2 separate regions of the Mus musculus genome follow, and region 2 is linked to region 1. The links are chromatin loops, found by intact Hi-C in ENCODE. Cell type or tissue: left cerebral cortex. All regions are shown on one strand. Each heading gives the region's core, and the rest is flanking DNA. Links, peaks and the distances in the headings are about the cores only.

What was found. A loop is a pair of places that touch in the nucleus more often than their neighbours do. Peaks named below come from ENCODE experiments on the same cell type or tissue, not always from the same donor. Only the 100,000 strongest peaks of a DNase experiment are listed, where the experiment ranks them.
Region 2: it touches region 1 in a loop (1.9-fold over the local background); 2 of 42 quality-filtered maps call a loop at or near these places.

What each region holds. Positions count from the first base shown.
Region 1 is chr13:117,097,641-117,106,379 of GRCm38, forward strand. No RefSeq gene overlaps it. Among named protein-coding and RNA genes, the nearest start is that of Gm6416, 28 kb to the right of the region's middle. In left cerebral cortex, for the core only: no CTCF peak of the experiment used is centred there; no DNase peak of the experiment used is centred there.
Region 2 is chr13:117,044,662-117,053,400 of GRCm38, forward strand. It overlaps the pseudogene Gm29767. Among named protein-coding and RNA genes, the nearest start is that of Parp8, 24 kb to the left of the region's middle. In left cerebral cortex, for the core only: no CTCF peak of the experiment used is centred there; DNase peaks (open chromatin) are centred at 4,107, 4,522 and 8,306.

The DNA of each region.
Region 1 (8,739 bases), core at 226-8,225:
GGGAGGGAAGAATTTATTTACTTACAACCCAGCTCACAATCTATCATTGAGGGACATCAAGGCAGATACTCAAGGCAGAAGCTTGGGGAAAGATCTGTTTGATATTTCACACAGGATTACCTCCATCCAAAGAATGAGCATCACAGCTAAGTAAATAAGGCAGGGATCATGGAGGACTCTTATAGGCTTAGATTTTTCAAAACCTACTTTAATAAGGGTTTTTGTTTGGTTGGTTGGTTTGGTTTTTTTGTTTGTTTGTTTGTTTGTTTGTTTTGTTTTGTTTTGTTTTGTTTTGTTTTGTTTTGTTTTGTTTGAGACAGGATTTCTCTGTATAGCCCTGGCAAGGGAGCTTCTACCCCACCACTCACCAGAGGAGAGGAAAGATTAATAGGGCAAAGGGGAATATGGACCTGTTTAGAAATATTTCTTTGGGTCAATTCCAAACTTTGTTGTCAGGATATCAGCAGTCAGTTCATTGGACTCCACAGTGGTAGCTCAATCCACTCACAACCACCATTCATGAATCAGCAACAGTAGTTCAATACAGAAAAAACCACAAGGATCTGCCAATCCGCCCAAGTCCTCCAGATTATCACGAGAAGTTTTTTGGTGCACTTCTCATTATGAAGTCATGACAAATGATGATCAACAAAGAAGTCAAGGTGAGCCAATTCCACAGCATCATTAGTGAAGACAGTGTCAGCAAAGCACCAAAAAAGACCAGCAAAAGAGTGGCAAGCAAACCAATGCCCTATCATCATCCACTGTCTGGTGGGTTATCCTTATACCCTTTCCAAACATCACATGTCCTTTCAAGCATCCACTCCAGGAAAACATCACATGTCCCTTTTCCAGGCAGCTTCCAGAAAAACACCACATGTCTGCTCTCAGCAACACATCCTGTCATAAGAGAATTTTGAGAACCACATCCTAAAATACAACTGAGTCTTCAAAGAAACCAGAAATTTCAACTTCAGATTCTTCTTGCTGGCTGGGAGATAAACTCATGTTCAACTAGGTTTATTAGATAGTTTGGGACCATCTGCCTAGGAAATAACGCTGCCCACCATGGACTGTGCCCTTCTGTACCAATTAAGATCAAGACAATCCTCTACTGACATAGACTAACAGACCATTTTGATGTAGAGAATACATCAGAACCTCAGCTGGGACTCATTCCCCAGATAATTCTAGGTTATGGTAAATTAACAGACATCAGGTAATCTGCTTGTTTGTTTGTTGTTTTTCTTCTTGGTGGCGTTGAGGATTTAAACTAGAATCTCATGTATGCTAGGCAAGCACTCTACTACTGAGCTATATCCCTGACCCTGAAATGGGTCATTTCTGATATGAAATTGTAGTGTTTATATTCAGATGAAAACCGCTGCTCTGAAAAAGCATTTTGAGAATAAAGACTGTGTGTGCATTGCATATATGAAGTGAGCAGTACGGAATCTCTGGGTAAGTCTGAGGCCTCTTACTACAGAGTAGCTGAATAGCCTTGTGGTGTCAGGTCCCACGGTGACTGGGATAGAGGAGCTGACATTTCCCTGGAGAAGGTAATAAGGGGCAAAGACTGAAGTTTTATTTTGCCTTAGGAAGTGACAAAGATACCTTTCGGAGTTCAGAAGCTTAAACATATTAAAAGCAGTCATTCTGCCCTAAAACGCCCTGGCTGCAAAAGGAGAGTTTGTGGGATCATGACTCACATATTGTACATGAGACAAAAAAAAAAAAAAAAAAAATCAAGGCATTTTCTTCTTACTTGTCCTGAATTTCCCAAATAATTCTAGGTTATGGATTATCATAAGTGCCCAGTGTGCTGTATCATAACCAATTTTCCTTTGTTTTTACTGATTATGCCATTAAGTACATGGTAGTAAAAATTTTGTCCCTCTTTCCATTTTATACACTCCATTTGATTGGAAATATAATCAATAGAAGACCATGGGTCAAACTCATCTCTCATAAATACCCATAATGAAATATTTTGTCTGGATAATATTAAGGCTTTACAGTGTAGATGCCCACTCGCCAGCAAGTAAGACGCCACAACAGGATCCTTCTGCAACACGTTTATTGGGAGAGCATGGACTGCGTAGGCGAAGGAGCCCAAGGCCCAGAACTGGCGCTGCTTATATAGGCCTAGGAGTGACATGTCCACACCTGATTGGTTGTGCCCTCAGCACCTCATTCACATGCCTCGGGTCAGGCAGTGACTCAGCAAAAAACTCTATGGCACATGTGCACATTGGTTGTTTACCCATATTCATGGGCGTCTGCTTATTGAAACCAGCGCCATTTTGTAATGGCGTTTGTGGCTTCCCACATTACAGTTTTGTAGGTATCCAGCTGTGTGTCTTCTTATTAAGAAGGTTCTGTATGGCACTTGGTCCTTCATCCTTCTGATTCACGAGGAAATAGAACCACAAGATGGTTAGTTATGAGTGCAGAAGGAAAAAAAATGTCCAGTGAACAAGTGTCCTGGTTCCTTGGAAGTGACAAAGATGCCTTTTGAACCTGTGGCTCATACCCCCAGAGGGTTCCGTGATGCCATTCTTTGCCTCTTACATACCCATCATGCTCTTCTGAGGCCTCTTGTGACTGAGCATCCTGAGAAGGTCACCTGTAGCCTGAGGAGCTGGGTCAGTGCCAGAGTGAAAAGCTGCAGCCGAGTATGTTTGATATGTTTGAGTTCTCTGTTCCCCACAGCCTTTGGTGCAGACCAGGGGGATATGAGATTTTGAGCCACCATCAACTAATGGACTCATTTTGAGTAAGAGCTCCCCACAAGTGCATTAGGAGACTCGGCTACAGTAACGATTACCAATACAACTCCGAGGTGCTGAGTCAAAGTTCCTGCTGAAGTGGTATCCTCCGACTCTTGAGACTTCCACATTTGTCTCCAAGGAACCCTTCAGCTTCCTGACCTTCACATCATCCTATGGCTTCCTCTGTCTGAACCAATGCCGTATGTGCTTCCATCCTTGTGTTTTTATTTTCCCATAGGAAAAAAGAAAGAGATATTTTACTCTCCCAGAATCTTGCCGAGACTATAATTACTAAAGAAGCAGCTTTTCTTATTGAAATTTAAAAATATCCTCACCTCTGGACCCCAACCCAGAGATTCTAATTTAATTGGTCCCAAACACTGATGCTGCTTAATGCTTTCTAGTGACTTTAGTGTGTATCCACAACTGAGAATCATTACTCCAAGGAAACCGTAATAGAGGTATTTCTTTTTATTAGATATTTTCTTCATTTGCATTTCAAATGCTATCCCAAAAGTCCCCTATATCTTCCCCCCTCCCTGCCATGCTCCCCAACCCACCCACTCCCGCTTCCTGGCCCTGGCATTCGCCTGTACTGGGGCATACAATCTTTGCAAGACCATGGGCCTCTCCTCCCAATGATGGCTGACTCAAGTAGCTCCAAAGAGAAGACCAGAGGTACCATAAGAGGACATGTCTTTAAAACCCCAAAGAACACACTTTTAGAAGACATTAATACCAGGTAAACTCCAATTTTGAAAAAGTGTCAGAATTGTGATATATATAAGTTATTGATATTATCATGTGTTTTTAGTTGGGTGGGCTCAACTTTTTGTTTTGCCTCAAGTTAAAAAGGAGGGAAGGACTTTTGGTATAGCACTGGAAATGTAAATGAGCTAAATACCTAATAAAAAATGGAAAAGGAAAAAAAAAATAAATATATGTATACCAAAAAAAAAAAAAGAAAGAAAAAAAAGAAAACAAAAAATAAATAAATAAATAAAATGCTTGGGTTATGAAAAAAAAAAAAAAAAAAAAAGGAGGGAACTCACAAAATGTGCTTTGATAAAAACTGGAAAGATGGGTCCGGTCAAAATTAACTAGAAGCATCAGGAATGGCTTGATAATGCTGAAGTGGGAAAGGAAGTTATTTGGGTTGTTGATCTATGAACTGGACCAAAAATCAGAGAGGAGAAGGAGTTGAAGCGCTGTGCTCAGAATCACAGCTGTGGTCACAACACTCAAGATGAAGGTCTTGCTTCAACTGACCGACCATATTTCCTAACAATATTTACTAATATTTCAGGCTACGGTTGTTGCAAGATCAAAAAAATGACATTGCTAACTTGGAGATGGAAGAACAACGGCATCGTTCACTCCATTGCTCTTTCCTGGATAGCTTGCAGTACTTGGCAGTAAAGTAGGGAGAGCGAGCACTAGGGATTCACTCAGTACTCTGCCTCGAGACATTATGAGTGTGAGAAAAACAAATCTTGAAACATTAAACTTGTGACTTCCTAGCTTGTATGCGTTTCCTGACCGTCCCTTTAGCAAGCAGAAGCTTGGGCACACCTGAGAAGAATTAGCTAGAACAGAGGGGTCAGGGGAGCCCGGCTAACTAAGCAGCACTTTATTTTCAATGTGGACTTTTCAGAATAAGAGATAACTCTCAGCAGAGCTATTCAGCCATTACTTATCATCTGTGGGGGACATTACAGGACAAGAGGGGACAGAGAGGTATGGGCTCTCCTTATGTGGTTTTAGTGTTGAAGACATCCCTACAAGCACGCAGTGCACTTCCTGAAGAGCTTTGGGAAGGTTAAGTCCTCCCTAGGGACATGGCTGTGACCCATGAGACAGTGTCGGGGCACCCACACACTTTCTGAAAGCCTTTCTGATGTCTTGCCACACAGTGAGTGTAAGGTCAAGCAGAATCTGATGGAGTGGAGCTCAATAAATGCAAGCTTTTCCTGTTTTTCCCTTTACATTGCTTCCACTGTTACCCTCACACCTTCATGAGATCAAAGCCAAGTTAGCCCAAATGCACCTCATCTGCCGAGCTTTAATCATCTTGGGTTTAAAACTGCATTCTGCTCCCTCATCAGCATGACTGAAAGCCACTGATGACTTTACTCCCACTTCTGAAATCAAGTACATCCTTAGAGTCGAAAATATTTAGTAAATTCACATCTACATGCCTTTCCCATCCTAAGGGAGCCCCTTAAATTCTCTGCCTTAGGTCAATTCAGCAACATAGAGCTAACTCTAAAGGTCTCTTGTTTATTCCATTAATAGATCATAATGTTTTAAAACTATCTTGGGCCAGCCAATTATTATATATGTTACATCTTCTATCCTCAAGAACCACCCCCCCCCACACACACACACAGAGAATCAGGTAGTAATGTTACTTATCAATTTATGCCTTGTATGCACTTATAGAAACAGAACCTGCAACTTTGAAGACTTGTTTCTCCAATCCCAGCCTGGATTGACCACACCACTCTGGCAAATGCAGAGTTTCAGTCTCCAGTGGATGGGAAATTCAAGAAAGGCTTAATAATATCCTCAGGTGGTGTGTGTCTGTGTGTGTGTGTGTGTGTGTGTGTGTGTGTGTGTGTGTGCGCCCATGAGCATGCATGCACACACATGTGTGCATGCTGACCTTTAAAACACACTGCACGTTACACACATTTACTTCCAGCCCACTTGTATGTGAGGCTGTACAGTAATGAAATAAGATTTTATTTTATTGGGAAAAGTTCTAGGGAGTAATACCACAAGGCTATAGAATTTAAAACAGGAATAAAAGCCTTTGGCATTTTCTGTATGTATTATCAGCTTCCTATTGAACAGCAACAAGATATACTAAAATTATTTACTGGTTCATTCTGTATAAATAACTTTAGAGTTATTATAGAGTTTGGTGAAATCAGGGATTTCCAGGTGAAACATCACCACTCTAGAATTGTTTCATTGGAAACTACCATTTTGTCCTTGGAACAAAAAACCCAAGGATGTCCTGGAGAGATGGCTCAGCGTGCTTGCTATGCTCAGTCCTTTTCTCCATTTCCATATTCTTTCTTGTATGAGCCAAATCATACATAAGCCACTGTCTCCGGGGGCTTTGCCTGTCATTGAATATCTAGGATCCTTGCCTCCTCCTCTTTCTACTTCCTAAACCCTCAGTAGGCAAAGCCCACAGAAAGCCTATGAAGGCTTCATTATATTCAAAGGCCTTTCACTGACATCATAGCAAATCATACGTAAAAATTATTTCTCAATTCCTTGATGTCAACAGTGTGTGTGTGTGTGTGTGTGTGTGTGTGTGTGTGTGTGTGTGTGTCTGTGTGTGTGTGAGTGGTGTGTAAGGCCTCACATATGCCAAACATGTACTTCATTCCAGCTCCTATCAATAGCATAAGTAAATATAGGGAAAGTTGTGCACTTGATTCTAAATACTAGCTATAACTCATGATAATTTAACATTTTATAAAATAAGCCCAGAAAATAAATACCATTTCTGAGTTTGACTACAAATGGTATATAATACCCTTAAAATCACTAATCAATATCAATCAATATAATATCACAAATATTACTAAAATCAATATCTGAGAAGTATTTATACACATTATCTAAGACAATACTACTACTGATTAGTATAATAATTTGATTTCACCACCTCTCATGGGCATTAAATGTCTGTGTTTCATATGTTAAAATCCTACCAGAAGCTGGAAGTATTGGAAATAGAGGTCTCAGAGACTGTAAATAGGTCAAAGGAGGTTATAACTCCGAGGTCTTCATCTGATGGATTGTCATATCTCTTGAAAAACAGACAGACAGACAAATGAACAAATGAGCAGGGATCTCATTGTCTTTCTGCCTCGTGGGAGCACAGGAACAAGCTGCCTTCATCAAATGAAGAGAAGAGCCCAGAAACTGCCCTTTCCTTCCCTAGGTCTGGGGTTTCCAGCATGTAGGAAGGGTTGCTTGAAATGTCTGGTATACATGAGCTTCTGTTACTAGTTCTCTCTTCTGTTATTATCATAAGGAAAGCAGGGTTTACATGTAGCCCATTTCGTGTAGGGATCTCTTGCTGTTAGAAAACGTATTAATGCAATGTTTTCTTCGGATCTAAGAAGTTTCTCAGATCCTTGCCTTTGACCAGATGCTTTTCAGGGACCTATTTCAGTCTTATTCCTAGAACATACAATGGCTTAACAAACTCTACTTATTTTGTTTTAGCTCCTATGAATCTTATAGGAGATTAAAAACCAAAAATGTGAAGTATATTATAAAGGTGGTAAATTCATATACCTTAAGTGAGCTAGAATTTTGGTGGAATGTTATTATAGGAAGGAGTACATAAGTTATTACAAAAACCCCAACATGTAGGGCTCCTGTTCTCTGTTGGAGCCAAAGTTGCCTCTGTGTCTGGAAAACATGCTTCACCTATATATAGTTGATGCTTACAGAATGAATGATACAATAGAAACTGTTTTCTCTTGAGGTTCCACAGCTAAATTATATGGAAATTTTATTGATATGTAAACAGAAGTCAAGACCTCAGTTCTTGATTATTGTGTTACAAAAAGAAGACTTCCTTTTTGGAAAGTCAATAAACAGTTGTTTCATCTGGGTGTCTTTGCTGTTTTCCTTCCATTTATTGGGGACAGCCAGTACAAATCCACACACATAAAAGTCTATTGTTTCTTCTGTAAAGTTCTTTAACCAGCTAATGCTTTCCCTAGTGGCAACCACAATTCTTTGTTTCCTTTTTATTCTTTTCCAAGTACTATTAAATGCAAGCAAAATTTAATTTCGTTCAATTCATTATTGTTTGGAGGATGTTGCCCTAAAAAAAAAGCAGGTGTTCTTTTTTATTAGGTAAATTTGTTGTAATTAGAATAATTTGCATCCCACAGATGAAACACTGTCCAAATTCAATGATCCAGAAGTCTTTGAACATTAAAGTAAAAATGTGTATTGTTCTTTATTACTCCCTGATGAAATTGGACTTGGCAGGAACAGAGGCTGGGGTAATGCCAAGTTTATTCCCAGAGTTTGCAATCAGCAATCAAGTTGCACAAGAGACCAAAGAGGAGCATCTTGCATGAGCACTGGTCATTACCAGGGACAGGAGAGGGAAAGGTCCTAGTTATTAGAAATTATCACTACAATGTATTATTCAGTAATTGTGGGTCCTAACTCAAAATACCTGAGTGTTTAGAAGATGGCTTTTTAAAGAACCACTTCTTCTGGAGGAATTATGCCTATGTCTCTGAGAAACATTTGCCTATCAAATAAAATTTCAGAGACCTCTTATAAAGCTACTATTCTATGACTCTCTGAAGGTTGAACCCAGGCTGTCTTAACCATTACACATCTTTTCATTGACTAACCATGTTATAGCATTTAAAGTATTACTAGTGTGGGTTGGCAGAGAGGAAATCAAGATTAGGTATTTGTTTTCTTCCATGTTTTATTTGTTTTGTCTAGAGCTGATGGTGAATCTTGAAGTCCACACATACTAGGCAAACACTCTCCAGGCATCAATGAGATAGTAAAGTATTACTGAATTGAGATCTCAGATATGAACTTAAGAGAGTCTGAAGCCTTGCTTTTGCTCAACTTGCAAAGAATTTATCATGCTTTTAGGACTTCTGAATCACAGCTTTCATCAAAGATAGCTGATCTGATATGTACTTACTATTTTTGCCCCACCTCTTGACCCCCACAAAGATTTTATACCATGAACAATATTTGATATATGTTTACCTGCTACAGTCGTTTTTTAAAATATATCTTTTTGGTTTGTTATTTTTGCTATAAGCAATCAATAGCAATCATGTTTTTTTGAATGCCGTTATATTATATATTACAAATACAATACATATCTTGTATAATATATATCTTGTATAATATATATTATATATCATGTATATTCTAAAAATAATATATA
Region 2 (8,739 bases), core at 497-8,496, 53 kb before region 1:
TGAGTATTCCCACTATTCTACGTCATAGCCAGCATGAGCTCTCATTTGTTTTATTGACTTTAGTGATTCTGACCGGTGTAAAATGAAATCTCAAATAAGTTTTGATCTGCATTTACCTGTTGGCTGAGGATGTAGAATGTTTATGTAGGTGTTTCTCAGCCATTTGAGTTCCCCTCAGTTGAGAATGCTCTGTTCAGATCTGCATCACATTTTTAAATTGGTTATTTGCTTTCTTGATATCTAATGTTGGGAGTTCTTTATATATTTTGAATATTTGCCCTCTATCAAATGTATAATGGATAAAAAATCTTTTCCCATTTTATAGGCTGCCACTTTGTCCAAATGAAGGTGTCTTTTGCTATTCCCAACCTTTTTGTTCATAAGGATACATTGATATTATGGTGTTCTGTTCATAAAGTTGTCTTCTGTGTCAACAAGTTCAAGCTATTCTCCACTTTCTCTTCTATCAGGTTCAATTTGTCTGTTTTTGTGTTGAAGTTTTTGATCCACTGGAGTTGAGTCTTGTGTGAGGTGATAAGTATGGATCTATTTGATGTCTTCCACATACAGTCATCCAGTTTGACACCATTCATTGAAGAGGTGTCTTTATTCCAGTGTATTTTTCTGGCTTCTTTTTAATCAAAAATCAGGTCTTTTATAGGTGTGGATTTACATCTGGTCTTCAAGTTATTGATCAAGGTGCCCATTTTTGTTCCAATACCATGCTGCTTTAATTTCTCTACCTCTGTAATACAACTTGAAATCATGGATGCTTATACCTCCAGAACTTATTTTATTATTCAAGATTCTTTTAGTGATCTTATTGGTGGGGGAAGGTCTTTGTGTGTACATATGAGTATGTGCTTCCATATGAAGTAAAAAATTTCTCCTTTCAAGAAATGTCAAGAGTCAGGTTGGAATTTTGATGGTAATTACATTGAATCTGTAGACTGCTTTTGGTAACATGACCATTTTTACTATATTAATTTTCTTGATCCCTGTTGTACCATGGGCTGTTTCCTCCTACCTCAAGCTCCCAGAATAATGACTCAGACTCAAAGTCTATATTATATTCTTTATTAAATTAATTTTATTTAGTGTGTGGGGGGATGCCTGCCTGCACATGGACAATGGAGGGACATGGTACGTGGGAAGATCAGAGATCTTTGCAAGATTTGGCTCATCACAGAGATCAAACTCATGTTTTCAGTCTTGGTGGTAAGAACCTTCACCCAGTAAATCGCCTCACAGGTCCAAGTCAGGTTTCCTTTTTAAAATTAAATGTATCGATTTATTGCATGTGTGTATGCTTATGGGGGGATGTGTGTGCCCTGATATGCATATAGAGATCAGGGGACAACTTGCTAGTGTTGGCTACCACCTTCTCCTGCTTTGTAGGTCCTGAGGATCGAACTCAGGTAGCCAGGCTTGGCAGCAAACATCTTTATTTTTCTGAACTTGACTACCTTGTTGGGTCTTAAAAATACTTCTTAAAGCAATTCTAATGCCAGGGCCTCTCTTCCCATTGATGGCCGACTAGGCCATCCTCTGCTACGTATGCAACTATAGACACACACTCTGGGGGGTACTTGTTAGTTCATATTGTTCTTCCTCCTATAGGGTTGCAGACCCCTTCAGCTCATTGGGTACTTTCTCTAGCTCCTTCATTGGGGGCCCTGTGTTCCATCCAATAGGTGATTGTGAGCATCCACTTTTATCCTTAGTATATTTTACAGAATATTGTTATTTCCTGTTTATTCTTTATTTTTTCAGAGGGGTTACTCCCAATAGATCTGAGAATTTGACTTCAAAACTCATGGAGGGTTGTATTTTGACTGACAACTAAAGAACATGTTCCGATTCCCATCCTCCCCCTGATTCGTTAAGAGAATCTTAGCATGTAGCCTGTCTATCCCAAAACTATGTAATACAAACTGGCCTTAAGCTCAATATGATTTTCTTGCCTCAGCCTCCCCAAGTCTTGGCAAGGTGAGAGAGAGAGAGAGAGAGAGAGAGAGAGAGAGAGAGAGAGAGAGAGAGAGAGAGATATCACCATACCAGACCAAATTCAGATTTGTTTTATCCTAGAAAATCTCAATAGAATTATAGCAAGTTGAATAAGATATTAATTAAAAACGAAAACCATATAAAAATCCAAACATAGAAACTCTAACCCAGACATTTCCAATAGTTGAGCTGGCCATTCATTCTTTAAAAATCACCTATTTTTCATTTGAATCACATTACCTTTAATTCTGTAAATTGGATGTCATATGCCACCAGGCGAACTGCTGTGAGTAATTACACTGTTCACTGCTGAGTAATACGACTTCATCCTCAAAGCTAGGCCAACAGCACAGGAAAATTGCACGACTAGGTCTCTAGGCACTACCTCTTCTTCAGGGAATCACAGCAACCCTCCTGAGAGCTAATGCATCCTTAATCATTTATAGGTTCACTCAAGACCCATTGGAGACATAAGCACATTAGCTCAGCAGCTAAGGGAAACACTTAAAGACAGTAGCAGGGGACATGTCAGACAGAAGAAGGTGGAAAAAAAAAAAAACCTGTAGGAGATAATACAAACGCAGACATTGCCTGCTCTCTGCAATCTTCTGAGCTCTGGGTTAGACTTGGCAACTGTAGACCATACTGCGTAAGGGCAATACCACATTAGGCTGGCTGCAGAACCTAGGAGACTTTAGAATCTCAGAGACAGAGCCTGATAAGCAGCGAACATGCAGAATCTACTTAAGCAGCTCTTGGATGAGAGGCAGGTTTAGTTTTTAGTAAATCTTTGTTTTGTTTGTTATTGGTTTATATGGGGTTTTTTGTGGTTTTTGTTTTGTTTTGTTTTGTTGAGGCACACTCTGACTATATTGATTGCACTAGCCTTGAACTTGAAGCAATCTTCCTCCCTCTACCTCTCAACTATCAGGCTTATAGCCGTGCATTCTCATGTTCTGCATCCATCTTTACTTAATATAAACCACCTCCTTGTCTTTAATAAACAAGCAAATGTTAATAGATCATAATGTAAAATGATGCAAACACTAAAGATATTAATATGTTCTTTTCAGACATCTATTTTCTTCTGTCCTTTGTGGGGGGGGCGGGAACTGACTCATGTGATGATCTCTGGGCCACAGCTAGACGTGTAAGCTGGTTATGAGCTAAATATTTATGCATGTTATATCTTATGTATAATATACAGCTGTATAGGTAAAACATAGCATGTCCTAACTATATGAATCTAAAATTTACTTAGAATATGCTTATCCTTGGGCATATAGGCACATGTGAGATATAACACCATCCAAATGAAGAAATGTCATTTTGTCAGGTGAACACATCTTGGGGCTCAGGTTTCTGATTTCACTATGGGTGACTGAAATGTAAACACACAGAATAGGCATTGTGCTGGTCTCTAAAGCCTCAGAGATTCCCATTCGCACATTCCTCAACAACCTAATTATTAATCCACACATTTGAGAAGGATCTCCTGTCCATCTCTCAATCATGGCCACCAATGCAGAAAGGAACATATGCCTGCAACTAATCTAATCCAAATTTTCTACTTAATCTCTCTCTTTCTCTCTCTGTCTCTCTCTGTCTCTCTCTCTCTCTCTCTCTCTCTCTCTGTGTGTGTGTGTGTGTGTGTGTACATGCTCTGATGTATGTGTGGAGGTCAGAGGACAACTTGCAGGCGTCATTGTTCCCATTTCACTACGTGAATTCCAGAGATCAAACTTAAGGTCACCAGGCATCCGCCAATGCCTCTACCCACTAAGCCATTTTTTGTTGGCCCTATCTTGAATTTCTAAATGTCAAACGTGCAGGAGCCGATGTGTCCGACTTCCGCAGTAAATACATTTACCACAAACATATTTAGTCATTTGTGGAACTATTGAAATGGCTCCGGAGCCAGACTCAAAACTAAGCAGCCAGGAAGTGCACCCCCAAACCTAGCGAGGAAACCACCCCACCACCAGTGAGAAGCAAGCAGCCCGCAGAACAGCAACTGTGAGGCTTGCTCAATCCTAAGCCAACTGCTAAACCACCCTTACAACTCCCACTTGTTCTTGAGACAACAGATACTTTAGCAGCTGTTACACTGCCTGCACAAGAAACAGAGAAAGCATAACTGAATCTGTTTCATTTTTATTAATTCCCAAGTCAAAATGCAGTACTGGCAAACAGATTGACAAAACTGAAATCATATGTTTGTACCCTAGCTGCAAAGGAGGCTGGGGAAGCTAGCATTTGGCATTTTAGCTTCTAAAGCAGGCGGCGTTTTCTAAACTGGTGCACTAGGGAATTCCTCAGAAAGAAAAAAGCCTCAAATGAAAACAGATATTCTTGCTTTGGTTTGCTCAATAACTATACAGACCTTTCCTTTTAAACTAAACATGAAAGACCCAAACTTTCTCCTAACAGAAAGAAACCAATTTTTTTCCCCTTGTAACTGAACATCATCTCCAAATTCAAGAACTCTGAGTGACTTGGCAATGTATGTCAACACATGCCAGGGATGCTGGCAGCTGAGAGGTGGGAGCTGGAGAATCGAGAATCCAAAGTCATCCTCAACTGCATGGGGCATCTGAGGCCAACTGAGCTACGTAAGACCCTGAATCAAAAGGTTCATTTCTCTAAGTCCATCACTGTACTGCCTTGATACTTAACCATTCCTAGCATGCCCTGTATGAAAGAGGTGGATAAAAGAGCAGATGGAAGACTGGGAAGTATTGGATTCTATAGCTATGTGCAAGACAACAGAAGGACACAAACATCAATCCTACCTTCTTACTTCTTTACCAGCGGTTTAGCATGAATGGCCATTTGGCTTCAGCTAAAAAAGTCCGCTAATCAAAGTTGCATCTATGTGCTGATAACCTAGTGATATGATCTTGCTTTGGCCACTGTTTATTCCTTAAAAATAAATAAGAAGAGAAAGGAAGGAAGGAAGGGAGAAGGAGGGAGGGAGGGAGGGAGAGAGAGAGAGAGAGAGAGAGAGAGAGAGAGAGAGAGAGTGAGTGCCGGTGATTAAAGCCAGAGACACAGTGGGTAAAGATACCTGATGCCAAGCCATGGTGACCTGAATTCACTCCCCAGCGCCCATATAATGAAAAGAGAGAACTTAACTCCTTCAACTTGCCCTTTGACCTCCACACTTACACTGAAGCATGCACATACCATGGCAGGTGCATACCAGTAGGCAAGTAGACATACAGACACATGCATGCTCACATACATAAATGTAATAAGATAGAAAGATTTTAAAGCAGGCCTTGAACTCCTAAAAGGGCTGGGATTACAGGTTGTGCCACCATGTCCAGTTACAGACTCTCTCTGCTCTGTCCCTGATTCTGTCTGTCTATCTGCCTCTCTCTTTCTCTCTTTCTCTCTTTCTCTCTCTCTCTCTCTCTCTCTCTCTCTCTCTCTCTCTCTCTCTCTCTCTCACACACACACACACACACATTTAAATTGAAAATATACACCACAGGTTCATGTGTTCAAAAACCTTGGTCCTTTAGACTCAGAGGTTATAAACAAATAATCTTAAAGAGGATTTAAAGTTGGAAAGGAATGTGGGGTGGAGGATCCCAGGGATGTTGAAGAACAGGTTGGGGCCAAGTATGGTCAAACCACATTGTTGCGTGGATGACATCCACAAAGAATAAATAACATCTATTATTTTTCTTTTTTAAAGTCCTGGTTCCTGTCTGGTGAGGAGAGGATAGAGGGCTCAGGTGATGAAATCTGGATGGAGGAAGAAAGTGACCGGAAGTAGGGGTAGATGAGCCTTTGGAGGTAAAATCCAGGTTCTTCCTCACCCTGCTCCTCATGTCCCATAAAGGGAGATGCTTTGCTCCGCCATTTGGATTTTCTCATCACTGCCCTTAAGAAATGGAGACAGACAGTTACAGAGCGGAGAGAGTGAGGAGGCTGCGTCTGGCTCCCGCTCTCACAGCCATTGCAGTACATTGATCTCCATAGAGACAGCACTGGGGCAAGCGAGAGCCTGATAGGCACTGGGAGACTCTGTGCCTTGCGGAGGAAAATCAACTAAACATGGGCAAAAGAGATCCTAAGAAGCCGAGAGGCAAAATGTCCTCATATACGTTCTTTGTGCAAACCTGCCAGGAGGAGCACAAGAAAAAGCACCCGGATGCTTCTGTCAACTTCTCAGAGTTCTCCAAGAAGTGCTCAGAGTTATGGAAGACCATGTCTGCTAAAGAAAAGGGGAAATTTGAAGACATGGCAAAAGCTGACAAGGCTCGTTATGAAAGAGAAATGAAAACCTACATCCCCCCTCCTCAAAGGGGAGACCAAAAAGAAGTTCAAGGACCCCAATTCGCCCAAGAGGCCTCCTTCGGTCTTCTTCTTGCTCTGTTCTGAGTACCGCCCCAAAATCAAAGGTGAGCATCCTGGCTTATCCATTGGTGAAGTTGCAAAGAAACCGGTGGCGGGGTGGGGGTGGGGGGGGAGGAGAGAGAGAGAAAGAGAGAGAGAGAGAGAGAGAGAGAGAGAGAGAGAGAGAGAGAACTGAATCATTCTTAGAGGTTTATCCACATCCTTTCTACCAATCTTGTCAACAATCTTTCTATTTTTTTTCCTTCCATTCCCTTAATCATCTAGACAAGTTCTTAGGCACCAGCTTTACACCTGACCATAGGACATCTCCCTGGAAGACACAGGTCTGTACAAGTCATTCCCATCTTCTCAAGGGATCGGAGAGTTGACTTGCTAGGGTTCCTTCATGGTCAGCAGCTTCTGCCACTATGTTTTGTTCTGTTGCTAGAACTTGAGTTTCTATGATGACTAGGACCAAACCAAGAGTTATTTCTAAAAAAAAAAAAAAGTTACATAGTCAGAGACTGACGTCTACCAAGACAAACCAAAGAGCACAGCAATCTGAACCAGTTAGAAATCATTCTCTTCATCTTGATAGCCACAAAGGGTGGCAGCAGCGTTATAAGCCACAAAGGAGCGACTAGGTGAAGAAATTGAAATCTCTAGAATCTAGAGACATCAAAGCATCAAAACTCACACCTAAAGCTTTGGGTGGCAGTATATCAAAAATCACCAATTTGGTGGATGTATTTTGTCTGTCCCATACCATCAGTATGAAGAATGTATATTAGAGCTAAGGCTGGGAAGATGGCTCAGTGGATAAAATGACTTGGTAACACAAGTTGGGGATCAGAGGTTTAGATGTCTAGAAGCCACAGAAATATCAGGTGGGTGTGGTGGCACAACTGTAATCCCAGACCTTGGGATCTGTAGAGCAAGCTGACTAGACAGACAGCGGAATCAGCAAGTTCTAGGTTCATGCGAGGTATCTTGCCTCAGTACATAAGATGGAGAAAGCAGAAGTAGATTGGAAAAGGCACCTGATGTTGACTTCTGGCCTCACATGTCCACACCCATGACAACACTCCTATGCACATGCACACACACACACACACAAAAGAACACAATTTTTAAATATATTATGCTAAAAGGTTACATTATACAAGAAAAGGCAACCATGGGGTTATTAAATAATGGGACTATCAATAGAAACATCGTAATAGAAATGAATGTGATACAATTATAATGCAATAAAAGGCTACCCAGAATAAAGTTAATATAACAAGACAGGACTAATGCAAAACAGAGAAGTCCAGATGTGATGGCTTATGCCTGTAATCCAAGCACTTGGGAAGATGCAGTAGGGAGAGTACTATGAGTTTGGGGACAGGCTGAACTACAGAATACAGGATCCTCTCTCAATAAAATCACAACACCAAATCAAATCAAAACACTGCAAGCAAAAAAAAAAAAATGTGTTTGGATGAAACAGAAATCCTTACTAATGGGCTGGGAAGGAGATCAGTCATGAAGTCTTGGTGAATATATTGGGTTTCATCCCAAACACCACAGATAACGAAGAGGAGTAAAGAAAGAAGAAAGAAGAGAAGGCCACTTTACTGATATCATGGTATTTAATGAGAAATCCTAAAATTCCTTGCCTTGGGGTTGTTTGTGGCTTGATGCTGTCTTTGAAACCTGATGTCTTCCTTCCTTTGCTTTGGCTTCCTGGCCAGCTGGTTTCATCATGAAGTTCATCTCCTCATGGTTTGTAGCTGCAACAGTTAAGATTGTCGATATTTATTTGCACGTTAGAGGGGAGGCAGGAAAGGTGGGCAATAAAGCTTCTTTCATTTGTGTAAGGAGCAAACTCTTTCCCAGAAGTTCTCAGGCTACTTCCTTTTCTGTCTTTGAGATCAGAAATAGAACCGGCCTCTAAGGAAATCACAAAAAAGGGGAAATGGGCAATGGTTGATTCATCAACTGTGCCCAACCAGCTCCTAAACAGATAACAGATAGGAATCAGAAACAGCTCTTGGGCAGACAAAAAGACTCTGCCTCAACTGTAAATTTTTTTGTGGGGGGTAAATGTATTTGCAAACAACTGAGAATGGGGAGACCATATCCTGCCCTCCATTTCTCTAACCTACAATCTAAACTCATTCCTCTAGTTTTGTTTCTCAAAATTAGGTTGCCTGAAGTTTACATCAGTATTCCAATATTGTCATTATATAGTATTCTGCTAGTTGTGCTGAAATCTTGCAGACAAAGGTACAGGCCAATCATGAAGTGGTCAAGAAATGGTAGGGTAGGAAAAGATAAATGTCATGATTAACAGCTCTGCTGACTTGTAACCTTCCAACAGTAACTACATATGCAAACTAG